Regions from separate parts of the Mus musculus genome. Here all the other regions are linked to region 2. A link is a loop called in an ENCODE intact Hi-C map of the cell type or tissue named here. Cell type or tissue: heart. All regions are shown on one strand.

What was found. Hi-C counts contacts between places; a loop is a spot of excess contacts. Peaks named below come from ENCODE experiments on the same cell type or tissue, not always from the same donor. Only the 100,000 strongest peaks of a DNase experiment are listed, where the experiment ranks them.
Region 1: it touches region 2 in a loop (2.3-fold over the local background); 7 of 42 quality-filtered maps call a loop at or near these places.
Region 3: a loop joins it to region 2, with 4 times the contacts of the local background. A loop is called at or near these places in 2 of 42 quality-filtered maps.

Annotation. Positions count from the first base shown.
Region 1 is chr8:125,572,176-125,577,175 of GRCm38, reverse strand. No RefSeq gene overlaps it. Among named protein-coding and RNA genes, the nearest start is that of Sipa1l2, 4.8 kb to the right of the region's middle. In heart, a CTCF peak has its summit at 2,683 (motif pointing left); a DNase peak (open chromatin) is centred at 4,705; H3K27ac peaks cover 1,014 bases.
Region 2 is chr8:125,131,725-125,136,724 of GRCm38, reverse strand. Disc1 (disrupted in schizophrenia 1) reads right to left here. Exons shown (of 13, transcript NM_174854.2): 5 at 4,542-4,662; 6 at 1,216-1,451. Among named protein-coding and RNA genes, the nearest start is that of Disc1, 80 kb to the right of the region's middle. In heart, no CTCF peak of the experiment used is centred here; DNase peaks (open chromatin) are centred at 1,574 and 2,774; H3K4me3 peaks cover 329 bases; H3K27ac peaks cover 1,820 bases.
Region 3 is chr8:125,192,606-125,197,605 of GRCm38, reverse strand. All of the region lies in intron 9 of Disc1 (disrupted in schizophrenia 1), which reads right to left. Among named protein-coding and RNA genes, the nearest start is that of Disc1, 140 kb to the right of the region's middle. In heart, no CTCF peak of the experiment used is centred here; a DNase peak (open chromatin) is centred at 25; H3K27ac peaks cover 2,086 bases.

The sequences.
Region 1 (5,000 bases), 440 kb before region 2:
ATGCAAGAAATCACTAGGGGTTCATGATGGGGTGTCCTAGCCTAGTGTGGGGTGTCAAGGCTCTCTGAAGGTGTTCCATCTGAGAAGGAAAAAACAGGAGCTGGCTGGCTGGAGGTGTGGGAAGGAAGAAGATAATGCTGAGAGAATAGAGGAGGTGTTCAATGACTAAAAGGTGATGACCAGCTCTGTGGAGGAGAGAGGACAGGAATCGTGCTGGAGGCTGGGACACAGGATGGGCCAGACCAAGACATAAGGCTTCTCTTGGGACTGCAGGGAACCCTTGAGGGATCTGAAACAAGGCGTAGTGATTGATCCCATGAGGGAGGGCATGCAAGAGCACAAGGGAGCAGAGGGATTGGAAGAGATCCAGCAGGAGACAAGACATACAGACAGTGAAATGGACAGACAACTTCTGCTGCTTTCCAGGTCACATAGGATAGTGTGGGGGCAGAATTGGACCAGAAACACAGATGGGCACATGAGAACACAGAAGGCCTGACTGAGGGCTGGAGGAGAGCAAGAGGGCAGAGAGCAGGGGAGAAGTCTGGTGGCCATGCCAGATGAATTGGTAGCCTGTTCCTGAAGCAGGAACTGCAGCAGACAGAGCCTAGTGAGGTCTCAAGTTAGCAGGGGTTTGGAAACAGTCGATGTGAGATATTCTTGTGGATCTAGAGAGTCACCGGCTGGTGATAGTTCCTTTCTGGATCATGGAGGCCAGAGAAAGAAGGCACCCCAGGAGGGACTGGCAGCCACAGTGTGGCATATCATCACAACATCTATCCCGGATGCTTAGCGAACACAGTCTGGGGGAGGGGAGGGAGCTTGATAGACTGGGTGTCCACCATTGAGCCACAGACAAAATCCGTGATTCACTTGAGGGGAGAGTGTTGGATGCTTCCCTGTGGTGGCTGCCACAAGCCCCTTGCTTAGTCATTCCTTACCATTTTTGGAAATAAGGAAGTAAAATGTTGTTGCTGTCAGGTTTCTTTTTTCTTTTCTTTTCTTTTTCTTCCTTCTTTCTTTCTTTCTTTCTTTTTTTTTTTTTTTTTTGGCTGATTCTCTGATTTCAGTTTCTGGGAACATTGGGGTCAGGAGGACCAAGGTCCTTTGGCTTTGTTTTATGTTTCCTTCTCTTTCTGGGAGGTTCTTGTTCTGTTTCTAAACTCAGGGCAATCCTCTTGTCTCAAGCTCCTGAGAGCGGAGATTACCTGCATGAGCCACCACGCCTGGCTCCCTTCTCTCTAATTGCACACTGGCTTTGAGACATGAACTCTCTCAACAACAAAAGCATGTTCATGTATCCAGTCTTCAGGTTTGTGGCTAGAATTGGCACAGCTTGCCCTTGGCCACACTTGGTGACTCTTTGGCTGCCTTTTGCTCTTCTTGCTTTTCTGTCTCTCGCCAGCATTTTTTCCATTGAGGTCCCCACCGGAAGTAAGGAGTGTAGCTATAAGGCAGACAAGCAGATGTCAGGCGGAGGAGGCATCTCCACGTGGAACTGGGGTGCGGTAACTACCGGGACTTGACAGATATTTTATATTCCTCCTCATTTCTCCCTTGTAACTTGTAAGAATCTCCCCCAAACATCTGTTTCTTTCTGTGTTTTAAGTGTTGTAAACATTTCCACCTCTGCATTTGGATGAGACCGTGGTAGGATTCAGATCTGAAATGCCCTCAAAGGTTCATGGGTTTAAGGGTTGGTTCCCTGTGGGGCTGCGTTCAGAGGCGGGGCTCTGTGAAGACTGGAACACAAGGGTTCTGACGTCATCGGCGAATCGATCCTTCGCCTGTCTACAATTGGTGGGCTATTGCTGGAGCGTACTGGGAAATTAGAATGGGGGGTCTTTAAAGGAAGGTAGGCCCTTCAGACTGTGCTTCAAATGGGTTTCCCCCACTTCTGTGCTCCCTTTCCTCGCTAAGGTGAGCAGCTCTGCTCTATTCAAGGCAGTCCACCTTGCTGCTTTACCTCACTGCAACAGAGACAGAAGCCGGAGAGGCAAGTGAGCGTGGAGCAAATTCTCTAAATTGACTTTCTCAAGGCTTGTGTCATGGAAGCTGACAAACAAGAACTTCCCCCAGAGCAGAGACCAGACAAGAAGCAATGCACCGGCACAGTGTTTTCCCCATATTGCTTCCAACTTCTTTAAACCAAGGGCGTATTGGTTTTTTTGCCACCTGGTATTTCAGAGTGACTCAGGAATTGTCACCAAGTACTTTGAGGTGCCTAATGTAATGCTTTGCACAATGAAAATGCTTACATATTATTTTTAAAATTAAATTCATCATCACCACCATCATTTGTATCTGTGCACAGAGTATACCTAGGCACTCATGTAGAGGTCAGTGGACAACCTTTAAGTGGCTATTTTCTCCTTATACTCTGGGTCCCAAGGATCTAACTCTGGTCACTAGGCTTACACAACAGCCAACCTACATGGCCCCCGAGCTGTTTAGTATGCAAATGACAATGTTAAAATGTTCCTGAAGACCTCCGTGGTTTGCCAAATGACAGGTGGCTGTAGATTCATAGCCAGTATCAAAAAGAAATCACAGGTACAAAGTGAATACACATGTATATAAATGGATATAAATGTTTTCTTGTATCGATCTCTCAAGAATTATTGCTTGGCAGACTGCGTGTGCAGCTCCTGAACCTCACTATTGGTAGACGCCATCTAGTGGTGAGAAATAACAGCTGCTCACAGATCAGTCCAATGTACAATGCATTGTTATTGTGCAATAACAAAGTAAAAGACACTGGCTTAGTGTGTCTTAGGAACACACTTAGAGGATGAAGGTGTGACCCTGAAGTCTGCTCTGGTGTGATGTAGGAGAAGCAGCCCCCTTGTCTTCCTGCAATGCGTTCATGTGCTGTCTCTCAGTCACCAACTTCTTGCCCAGCCCCATCCTAAGTCAGGCAGTGGAAACAGTGAACATGGCTCCTGCCCTGTTTTCTGTACTCAGAGGCCTCACTCACCTCTGTCCTTGGGCCTTTATCATCCACTTTACCTATTTAGAGGAGAAACTAGAATTTTAAGATGTTACTTATGTAGCTATACACATATATAAGATGTTACTTATGTATCTAGCTACACACATATATAAGATGTTACTTATATGGCTACACACATACATAAGATGCTACTTTGTAGCTACACACACTTCCAAACTAGACTCAGTCCTCTGAGCTGAGTACCTGGGAACTTCTAAGTCCTCTGCTGACCAGACTCAGAGTGGGAGCAGTGATAGACTCTTCTGGGTTGACCTGTAGCTTCTGCTCCTCCTTCCTCCCTCCTTACACCGAGGCACCAGAAAAGAAATCATCCACCATCCTGGAAGTCTTAGAGGTTCCTGGGGTGGGCCACAGACCAACATATAGGATTCCTCATCGGTGAAACACACAGTTAAGATCAGGAAAAACTTAGTCAGATCAAAGGTACCTGTCAATAAGGTTTTGTTTTTGTTTTGTTTTTGACAGGATCTCAAGTAGTAGCCCAGGCATGCCTGCAACTAAACTATGTAGCCCAGGCTGGCCTAGAGCTTGCAGCAATCTTCCTGCCTTGGTCTCCTAAGTGCCAGGATTACAGGTGTGGGCTATCATGCCCAACTTTACCTTTAGTTTGATCACTCCATCCGATTCGTCTTTCTGGGTCTCTGTGGAGATCTAGGCTACTTTAGGTTCACGGTGACATTTTAAATATGACAGCTTTTCACAGCTTAAATCTGCTCCCTGCAGAAATGCAGCTATGTTTCCTCTTCCTGAGGGCAGCTGCCTCCTTACTTAAGGAAGACTGTCTTCTTCTGTTGTTACCAGAGTGCCCTGGGAAGAGCAGGTTTCCATGTGTGCTTACAGAGCTGAGGTTTTTACAGGTGGCATTCGTGGGCCAACTCCTGGGACAGTATATACATTATGTCATACAATGGCAATTAGCACATGGTCCTATAATACACTGTTCATTTGGTTTTCACTTCAAACGAATACAGGCCTTGCTTTGGTCAGGACTAGTGGCATATCCCAATTAGGACATCAGGCCCACACACCGAGGGCTTTACCCACTGATGATACATTTCTCCAGCCACTGAAGCCACTTCTTAAAACCCTGTTGTGGCCGGAGGGGTGGCTGAGTGGTTAAGAGCCCTGACTGCTCTTTCAGAGATCTTTACTTCAATTCCCAGCACCCACATGGCAGCTCACAGCCGTCTATAACTGTAGTCCTGTGGCATCTAATGCCCTCTTCTGGTGTGTAAATGCACATGCAGGTAAAACATCCATAAGCACAAAATACATGAATAGACATAAATAGATACATTCTTGCCAGGTGTGGTGGTGCACAACTTTACTCCCAACACTTGGGAGGCAGAGACAGACAGATCTTTGTGAATTCAAGGCCAGTGTGGTCTACACAGCAAGGTCAGGACAGCCAGAAGCGCATAGAGATACCTAGTTTCAAAACAACAATAACAACAAAAAGCAACCAACCAACCAATCAACCAAAAAAACCCAAATGATGCAGGACCTGGCATTTGCTATTGTACTCACATGGCCACACCCTGTTGTGAGAGGCTTCTACTGTGGAAGATAGGGGAAGAAGCATAGCCATAGGCTGGACACATGTGCGACAAACCCCAACCCCAAGCAAACAGGACTAGCAGAAGACAGTGGCATCCATGTGTGCATTGCATAAGCAGAGACGCCGTGCCAGGCCAGAGGGCATGGCTGCTTCCCAGGCAGGCCCCGTGCCACCTCTTGTTGGCACTGTCTCTCTATCACCTCCTGTTTTAGGTGGTTTTTTTTTTTTTTTTCTTTTTTCTGGAGCTAAAGGTAGAACTCTGAGCTTTACACATGTCAGGCAAGTGCACTTCAGCCAAGCTACACCACTGGCATTCCTTCCTGTCCCATCTGCTCTCAAACTGCCCCTTGTCCTGAAGCCTCGTATGGTGACCAACGACATCAGGCCCTGGACTATGTATAAAACCAACACCTGTTTGTTGCAAATTAC
Region 2 (5,000 bases):
TGTATACAGACAGAACTTAGGGGACCTATTGGGAGGGGGGGTTGCTGTTGTTGTTAAGATTTATTTATGTATGTATGTATATGAACACACTGTAGCCCTACAGATGGCTGTGGGCCGTCATGTGGTTGCTAAGGATTGAATTCAAGAACTCTGCTCACTCTGGCCAGCCCCGCTCACTCTGGCCCAAAGATATACCCAGGTTTGAAAATCCTGAGCATGTTTTTTTTTTTTCTTGTTAAGATGTGGGAAAATTATAAACTTCTCTTTTAATCATTAGCTTTCCTAATCTTCTGTTCACTATCTGGAAAACGGACAGGAAAATATATGCAACCCACGAAGTGTAGGCACCAGGCATATGGTGATTGCTTAGCCTCTGACAACCAGCAGTCCAAGGTCGCTCATTCATTCCATTCACTCCAGTGTCTATGAAAACACTGGGTAAGTTGTCCTTTGTTTGGGAGATTTTTGTTTGTTTGTGCACATGTTCATACGTGTACATATATACACACATGCCATAAAGAGAGACAGACAGACACACACACACACACAGAGAGAAAGAGAGAGAGGAAGAGGGAGAGGGAGAGAGAGAGAGAGAGAGGTTAATCTTCCTCGATCACACTCAGGGTCACTGAATCTAGAGCTAAGCTGCGTGGCCAGCAAACCTCAGAGATCCTCCTGAGTCTGTAGCCCCAGAAACCAGGTTAAAGGTGTGTACCCCTGCACCCAGATTTTTCACAGGGTCTGGGGTTCTAAACTCAGATCCCCACACTTGTGTGATAACACTTTATATCTGAGCATCACCGCAGCCCAGGGTACAGTCTTTCAAAGCCATGCCCTATCCCTTGATAGAAGTGGAATCTGTCTCTTTCCAGGAGATTATCTTCATCAAAAGCCAGTGTCACTATCTCTATCTAATTGAATCCCAAATGAAAGAGGGAGGGAGAGAAGGAGGGAGAGACGAGCCAGCCCCTGGGAATGGTGGAAACTGCTTCTTGGAGAGAGGACACTGCAGACAGTTAGGGGTTAGGTAGATCGAATACCAAATAACTCCCAGGCTCATGGCTGACCCCGAAGGCAATCTAACATCAAAATGCCTCCATCCCTTCCACTCAGCAAACAGACTGCCTGAGAAGGACCCATGGACAAGGGACAGCAAAGTCACCTCAATAACCAGGAGAAAGAGGTAAAGTTGGAAACTCAGAAAGTCACCAGTACCTCCTGAGGGTCTCAGGTGGCTCCACCTGGAAGGGAGCCTGGTTGGCAGAGGTCAGGGTCTCTCCCAAGGCCTTGCTGACCTCCTGCAGCTGGCCTGGGGACATCTGGGCCACCAGTGCCATCAGGTCACAGCCCGGCCACCGGAGCAGCACCTCCTGCTCCTCCAACTCTTGGCTCAGCCGTTTTTCCTTTGCCTCCAGCGCAGACATCCGTGCTTGGAGAGCTTCGATTTCCTTCTGCAGAGAGAGAGGGGGAACAGATTTCAGCCATTAACCCTGCTCTGCTGACAATGAGAGTGGCTAAATGATAGGGGGGCCATATGCACCGCAGTCGCAAAGCCCACCTACCCCACCCTTCCGAGGCAGGCAGATTCCAGAAGTTTGCTGAACCGGAAAAATCATGCCGCCAGCTTTGTGTTTTTGATGTGCTGGCAGGAAGGAAAACATTGCTTCCTCCCAAGCATTAAATATAGACAGGTGCGGGCCAAGGTTTTGATTTGATAAAACCCAGTGAATGGTGTGTCGCTCACTGGCTTCCCTTCTGGCAGCGGGCAAGTGAGGGTGCTAGCAGCTCATACCCCACACCGAGATGCCAGCTGTGAGCCGGGAGGAGAAAACCCTGTCCACAAACAATGAGGATTTAGGATGCACAGAAAGACAGGAGCCTTGGCTTGTCACAGCAATGGGATGCAGAGAACAAATGGCTGTTGGGCCATGGAGCCTAATGTCCTTTAGCATGTCGGACAGTTCGGTTCCCACAGTCGGTGAGGTGACTCTGTCCGCCAAGTGCTTGCCGTGCACGCACAAAGAGCTGCTGCTGCTGTTTCTTCTTCTTCTTCTTCTTCTTCTTCTTCTTCTTCTTCTTCTTCTTCTTCTTCTTCTTCTTCTTCTTCTTCTTTGTTTTTTGTTTGTTTGTTTGTTTTTGTTTTTGTTTGTTTTTCGAGACAGGGTTTCTCTGTGTAGCCCTGGCTGTCCTGGAACTCACTTTGTAGACCAGGCTGGCCTCGAACTCAGAAATCCACCTGCCTCTGCCTCCCAAGTGCTGGGATTAAAGGCGTGCGCTACCTTCTGATTCCCCAGAACCCATGGGAAAGCTGGGGTCCCACAGAATGAATTCCTCACCCCAGCATGAGGGTGTGGTGATCAGAGACAGGAGGATCCTGGGAACTTGCTGGCCACAGTCTAGCCCAGTCATTGAAATCTAGATTCAATGAGAAACTCTGGGTCAAAAATAAGGTGAAGGGTGATTGGGGTAAGTATCCAACATCAACTTCTGTCCTCCACATACATGTATGTGCACACACATGTGCACACATTCAAACACACAGACACTCACACACAATTTGCACTAATTGATTGACCTAGAATCTATGTTAATCCATAACTATCATCTGTCTCCAGGCCAACGCATAAACAAGCAGCAGGTGACTGAACATCGTGTGCTTGGTGCTGGGCAGATAGCCATCTCGATGCGTGGGAGTCTGAATACAGCACCAGGCTCTGCTGAGGGACACGCCCCTGTTCCCTTGCTGTTCCTAGCTGATAAGAGCACAGCTTAATTCCTGATATCTCCCCTATCTCCCGAATGTTCTCTCCACCCACGGAGCAGATTCTCCACAGCTTCTACCTCCTGCACCCACCTGCAGTCCCAGAGGAGAGAGATGAGCTCCAACACTCCCACCCAGAACTTCCGGCTCGCCTGCAGGCTGTGTTCAACAAGGCTTGGCTGCTCTGTCTGCCCTTGAGATCCACAGCTCGCTCTCTCTCTCTCTCTCTCTCTCTCTCTCTCTCTCTCGTTTTTTTTAGCAGTCAGAGCTAGCCCAGGACTCATCTTGCAGCCCAGGCTTGAACCTACAGCAATACTTTTGCCTCAGCCTCCCCATACTAGGAAGACAAGCTCAGGTCACCCTAAACTATAGTAAAAGAGGCATAAGAATTAGCGTCTCTGCCACCACACATGCTCAGTTCAGTGATGTCAGACACACACAAACCATGCGAGCAATCTCGCCATCCAACCACAAGACTCTATCCCCATTAAACACTAATTCTCCGTCCCCTGCCACCCGATCCTCACCCCCATTCCTTACCCCACCCACTCCCCACCGCACCCCAATCTCCTTTCCTACTCTGGGAATCTAAGTAGAATATTACAGTATCTCTCTTCCATGACTGTCTCATGCAGCAAACACAATGCCCTCCACATTCACCCACACTGTGCCCGGTAGTACAGTGCCTTTTGTAAGCCTAGTCACAGACCACAAAGTGCATCCACAACACACTTTGCTTGTCTATCCAGCCATGGCCTCTTGGGCTGTCATCAGTTATAGTGACTAGATGTCTTGTCTAGACAGCACTTTCTTTTCAGGTGTGTATCAACGATGAGCGGGACTGGGTGCTGGGTATGAAGAACTCCATTTTCAAATGTTTGAGGAACTGCAAGACTGTTTTCCATGACAACAAAACATCTCATTCTTCTATTAATTTTTTTTCCACTTTCATGGGAGTGTGGTGTGTCTATGTCCGCAGGCACGTGAGAGCACGTGGGAGCACGTGGGTATGTGTGCACGTGGAGGCCCAAAGTTGATGTTAAGAATCACACTGGATGGATTTTCCACTCTGTCCATTTAGGCTCTTCCCATGAATCCCTGGTGCTGCTGCCTGGTGCTTCACAGACTCCCAGTTCCTGCTCCAGGCTGCAGGCTCAGCAGTCCCAGCCCCCTACCCCCAACCCCGACCCCTGGCTGCTTCTCAGTCCCTGCCCGGGGTCTACTTAGAAAACTTCCAGACCCCTTTCCTGCCTCTGCTCTCTCACCTTGGAGCCTCATTTAGAGTTCTAACCCTGGGCACTTCCTGGCCAGATGTCACCACTGCTGTGAGCCAAGCATGGCCTCCACATATCTGCTGGTCATTACAGATGCAGCCTCACACCCGGGCTAGACTCAAAACCATGTCTCTTCACAGTGGTTTCCCAGAGTCCACCATGGTAGGGATTCCCACAAAGCATTCCTAGCACACCAGCGGCCACAGAGATTCCCAGACACACCAGCGGCCACAGAGATTCCCAGACACACCAGCGGCCACAGAGATTCCCAGACACACCAGCGGCCACAGAGATTCCCAGACACACCAGCGGCCACAGAGAGCAGAACCAAAGATCCTGACTCCCATCTATGCAACTGCAACCCAGTCCTGTGCAAAGGAGTGGCCGCTCTACCGCCTCCGCTTTGAGTCCTTGCACTGCAGTGAAGCAGAGGCCCCCTCACTGCATCTGACTTACATGGGTAAGAGAGGGCCCACTCCCTTTCTGGAAGATTCTATTCCACTCACCTGCAATCGCTGTTTCTCTCGAATAAGCCAGTCCCTCCTGGTGATGGATGCAGGCAGGCTATCCTGGGCGGTAGTCCTCAGCTGTCCTTCAAGTGGGGCTTCTGGATCATCGCTGCCGGCCCTTCAAGTAACAGACATGCATTGGTACAGGTGTGGAGAAACAGATGAGCTCAGGTCGACATGTACTTAGAGACTGCACAAAGCTTGTCTCATCCGGGTGCTCACAGGGATGGAGCCCCTAATGTACATTTCTGTTTCAACTAGGATCTGTTGGGGCTTTTTTTTTTCCTCCATCCAAGTTGCATCTATCAAGCCTGTATTTCCATATGCCCTAGCCCATAGCCACCCTGGCTATGAACACCTGACACATAGTCAGTCCAAACTAAACTATACTGGAAGCATAAAATACAATCTAATTTAGAAACCCCACATGGGGCCAGGGAAAGTGGTCGCCTGGCA
Region 3 (5,000 bases), 61 kb before region 2:
CTTATCCACATGCTGGACCCTGGCTCATACAGGACAGGCTGGGGCCAATTGTCAAGAGGCTGTGTGACCCAAGCCAACTCGTAAGATCACCTTGTACCTTGTGGTCAGCAAGTCACTGTGGAGGAGGAGCACAAAGTAAGGGTGGGTCTGAGAGAGCAGCCTGTGCCCTGGGGGCAAGCTGCAGCTCATCCGTATGAACCTGCATCCTGAATCCATCCTGCATCCATCCTGCAACCATCCTGCATCCATCCTGCATCCATCCACCCTAGACTTTACACTCAGCTTTGCCCAGGGGTAACGCACCAGTGTCCCTGTATGAGCCTGCTTTCAACATGGGCTGCTGCACACGGCCTGTTGGCATCTAAGGTACTAGTTTGCTTATTGTTAGATGTGCTTCCTGCTCCCTTATACAGTCAAAGCAGGGTGTGGGGAAGGTAGGATTGCCCTTCTCAGAAATCAGCTGACAGTAATGATCTCGGGAGGAGAGTATTTCTGAACATTTGGGAGAGCGCTTTGCTCCTTTTCTGATTTTAAGGGGGGATGTGAGCACCCCACTCAAGCTAGCCCTAGAGATGAACAGGCAGGCAGAGATGCAGCTGTCCCTCAGTCCACCGCTGATGACCACCAGGTAAGCAATGCACCAGGCTGCCCCATGACTGCTTCCTCGCCCTAGCCCAGTCCAGTATATCCTCAGAGCACTGAGGCCTCACGGAGGCACACATGCTACAAAAAGGCCAAAGGTTGTCACAGAAGAGAGCAAAAGGGAAAGATTTAGTCATGGCGTGTGGGTGTGGGGAAAGTAGATCAGCCATGCTCCAAGGAGCTTGCGTGCAGCACTGTCTGGGCCGGTTAGTCCTGCGAGGCGAAAGAAACAGCTGCTCCCGAAACCCAGGCAGGACGAGGAGAAATACGAGAGATGAAAGGGATCCGGACTCAAGGAGAAAGGAGATGGTGACAAGGACACTGTCAGCTGGCGATTAATCCAAGACCTCCGTAAAAGCTAGCAGTGGCCCTGCCTGTCATAAGCACCTTGCCCCTTGGCTAGCTTTCAAGATTCACCTCCATTTTCACTGTTTCTCTGAAGTCTGGCAGAGCGCCCGCTCACTCTTTAGGCTCTCTCTTGCACACCTCGTGGCCTTGCATACCTCTTGTGGCCGTGGCCCACCCTGTGTCTCACAAACCGATGGTGTGAGACCCTGGGCCTTACATTCATCGGTGATGCCCCAAGGCAGGCACTGCCCTCACCTCTAAGTTGCTCACAGAACCCGAGGCACTGAACACTGAGCGCTTCCCAACTTTGTGTAGAATGTTTTCTACAGACGTTCAGCTCAGTCCCAGCAGAGAATCTCTGGCACAGGTGTGAACAGCCCGGTGCCCCACTTTTGCTGATACTTCACGTCGCCTCACATCAAAGCTGTGGGGAACTTGGAAGTAGCAGTTAGGAGACCATAGCCCTGAGTCCAGGCCCAGCTTGGCCATGAGGAACATTTTTTTTCTTCCCCAAGTCATATAGAATCTTCTGAAAACCTCACATTCCTGCTCAGCGGAACCGGAGCGATCCAGCCTGTGGTGGTTTGAATGAGAACTCATGTATCTTACCACCAGTCCCAGTTGGCAGTGCTGATTACGGGGGCTCTGGAATGTTTAGGATGTGGTGCCTCCAAGGAGGAAGAGCATGTTACTAGGTGTGCTAGTGGGTGCACATGAACTGAGAACTGAACACACACACACACACACACACACACACACACACACACACACTCAACCCACTTCCAATTCACACTCTAGGGCCGGGAGGTCACTGTTGGTGACTTTGATCCTCGCTCCGTGCCTTCAACCCTCACACGTGCTGCCTCTGTGGAGACGCTTGCTGACGGACGGATGTATTCACTGAGAGCGCCCTGTGTTTCATCCTTAATGGGAGAAATCAATTCCAGGAGGTTCGGTGTTATCAGGAATCCATCCGGGTGAAGGCAGAAATTGATTCAAAATAATCAGCATGGGGTCACACCCGTCTGCTTCCTCTTCCTGGCACCCCGGCCCAGGGAAACAGGTGCCCTGCCCTACATGTACAAACCCACCATCTATAGCCAGCATTCTGCTCTCTGGAAAGCAGCCGACCCCAGGAAGCGATCTAGGAAAGAGAAGGGGGTCCTTCGCCGGCAAAGCCCATAGCTTGAGAATGAGCACAGCCCTGCGGTTCAGAGGCGACGCTTGGCTGAGGCTGAGCCTGGAGTCAGAGAGAGCAACTGCTGTGTTTTGGAGATGGCTCAAATGTGTCCCCTGGGACTTTTCATAGAGATTTAATCCCCGTTGTGAAGCAGGAGAGAGTGGAAATTTAATCTGACTACAGTGTTCAGAGTTGAGCCCCTGGGAGGTGAAGAGTATTGGATATCAGTCATTAGGGTAAAGCCCGTGATTGAATCCCAGTGGCTTTATAAGACAGAGGGGGGAAACTGTGTAAGCCTTTCTCTTCCTGATATTCTGAGCCACCGTGGGACTCTGTCAGGAGAAAGGTCACCACAGTGGCCTTCAACCTTGTATCTGGAGAACTGTAGCCCAAATAAGCTTTCTTTATAACTTCGTCTGTGGTATATTATTACCAACAGAAATATAGAAGGTCACAGGCTAAAGTCCCTTCTCCAATATGGAATGCTTGTGGGTAAAGCATATAGTAGTTCACTTTGAACTCCAGAGGGCCCTAAAATTGCTGTGAGACAGGTCGTAGCCAGCAGCTTCCGCTCTGCATACCCTACTCCCCTGGGCCACTTTGATGTTTATAATTGGTGTGGATGATCAGCAAAGTCTATTCTGTTTAGTCCTTAAGTGGGAATTTGCAAATAAGCCCTTGGGGGGTGTGCATAGGTGTGTGTTGCATGTGTGTTTATATTCATGTGTGTGCATATATGTGTGCAACTGCATATGTGTATGGTATGTGTGTATAAGGAGGCCAGAAATGGACATCAGGTGTCTTCCTCCACCGATTTCTACATTATTTTGAGGCCAGGATATCTCGGTGAGCCCTGGGGCTCTCTGATTTGGCTAGATGAAGCTTCCACCTGTCTCTTCTTCCAACCATGAGGGGGTTCGGATCTGCTTTTTATGTGGGTACTGGAAGCTCCAACTTGGGTCTTTGTACTCTTATAGCAAGCACTTTATAGACTGAGCCAGTTCCCCAAGTCCCAGAGTTCTTGTTTTAAATAAGAAACAAGAAGACATTTGTAGTAGAATACAGAATAACTGATCTAACTGGTCAGGGAATGAGCATCTGCTTTTCATAGATGTGATGGTAGGCTTTGTGCTGTAGAAGAGCATGAGAGATGTTCCATGGTGAAGACTACACAGCTGCCTACAGTCCACAGGACTTGCAGATTCCACGAGACACGGTTCAGATCGATCTGGGGATAAAGTGACCCTGCCCAGAACTCCATATGCATCCTTCCTTCTTCAAATAGAAGGCAGCAGGTCATCTCTGGATAGCATCTTGGTACCAGGGAACTCCCTAGATGCCATGTGGAAAAGACAGGGCACAGAGAGAGATGGAAGCCAGAGCCCAGGAAAAGTCAACGCTTTGAGATGTGACTGGTCCATCTGTCTCGGAGAGTTGCCTCAAGAAGGGGCCAGCTGTCTGATCTTGGAGACACTTGAACTACAATTATATCAGGAAGCAGCCAGGAAGCAGCCAGGAAGCAGCCAGGAAGCAGCCAGGTCTAAACTGTGCTTCTCTCTTCCAAATCGCATCTAGCATCTCCTGTCCTGTTGGCTTTTGGAGTTGAGCACATAAAAATAAAACCACTCTGCAGAACTCAGCCAAGGGGAAGGAATTCTACAAGAAGCTTCCAGGCGCTGGGAGATCCAGCCACACACAGGCTGGCCCAACGGGGCTACTTAGGGCTTGTGGAGGGAGAGCAAGGAAAGGCCACTGCATTTGTCCATGGGTCTCCTTCTGTTTCCTTTCGTTTTATTTTGCTGGGTCTAATGTAGCCCAGGCTGGCCCAGAACTCTGTTTGTAGTTAAGGATGCCCTTGAACTCCCGATCCTCCTGCCTCTGCTCCCAGAATGCTGGGATTATAGGTGTGCCATACGAGAATCAAGCCCAGGGCTTCCTGTATGCAGGCCAGAACTCTGCCAGCTAAACAACATCCCTAACCCTATGTTTCCTTTCCCTTCTGTTTGGGTTTTTGTTTTTAAACCCCAAATTCAGACACCTTCCTCATGGAAGTGATTCCCTTAACGATGGTCTCACCTGGGACTTTAAATCCATGGAAACTACCAAGAACTCTGACAATGAACCATGAGCAAATGAGAAAGAACTCTGGCAACACCCCTTAGTGTGTGGAACCACCTACTGCCACGGTGGCTCACTGTGCTGAATGTGTGCTGCAAAGTCTTGTGTGTAGGAGACTCAGTCCTCCTGCAGCACGGTGGAGGTGGGGCTGCAGGAGTGACTGAGGAACGACACTTGAGGTTGTTCTCTGGCCTCCACATGCGTGCACACACACACATGCAGACACACATGAACAGACATGCTTACACATGCATGCACACACATATGCATGCACACATACATGCAGACACACACATATGCACACAATGCATGCACACACATGCATATATACATGCATACACACATGTACACACATATGCATATACACATATACATGCATACACACATGCACACAATGCATGCACATATACATGCACACACACATATGTGCACACACAATCCCAGGTTATCCACCTGAAGTGACATGAAAAGGCAGCTCAGAAAAGGGGGCTTGGGATGAAGTCTGCAGCCCTCTCTAAGATATCTGTGTCCCCACTGGGCTGCTTCACACAAGCAACACAAGGCTCAAGTATCCACCCCACAAGTCTAGATAGATGCTAACTCCCACAGGAACACTGTGGGCACTCACTCCCCTCCCCTCTCCATCACTTTATCATCTCAGTATCCTATAATGCAAAAGATAAAAACTATGATTCAGCTTTTCAAACTTCTG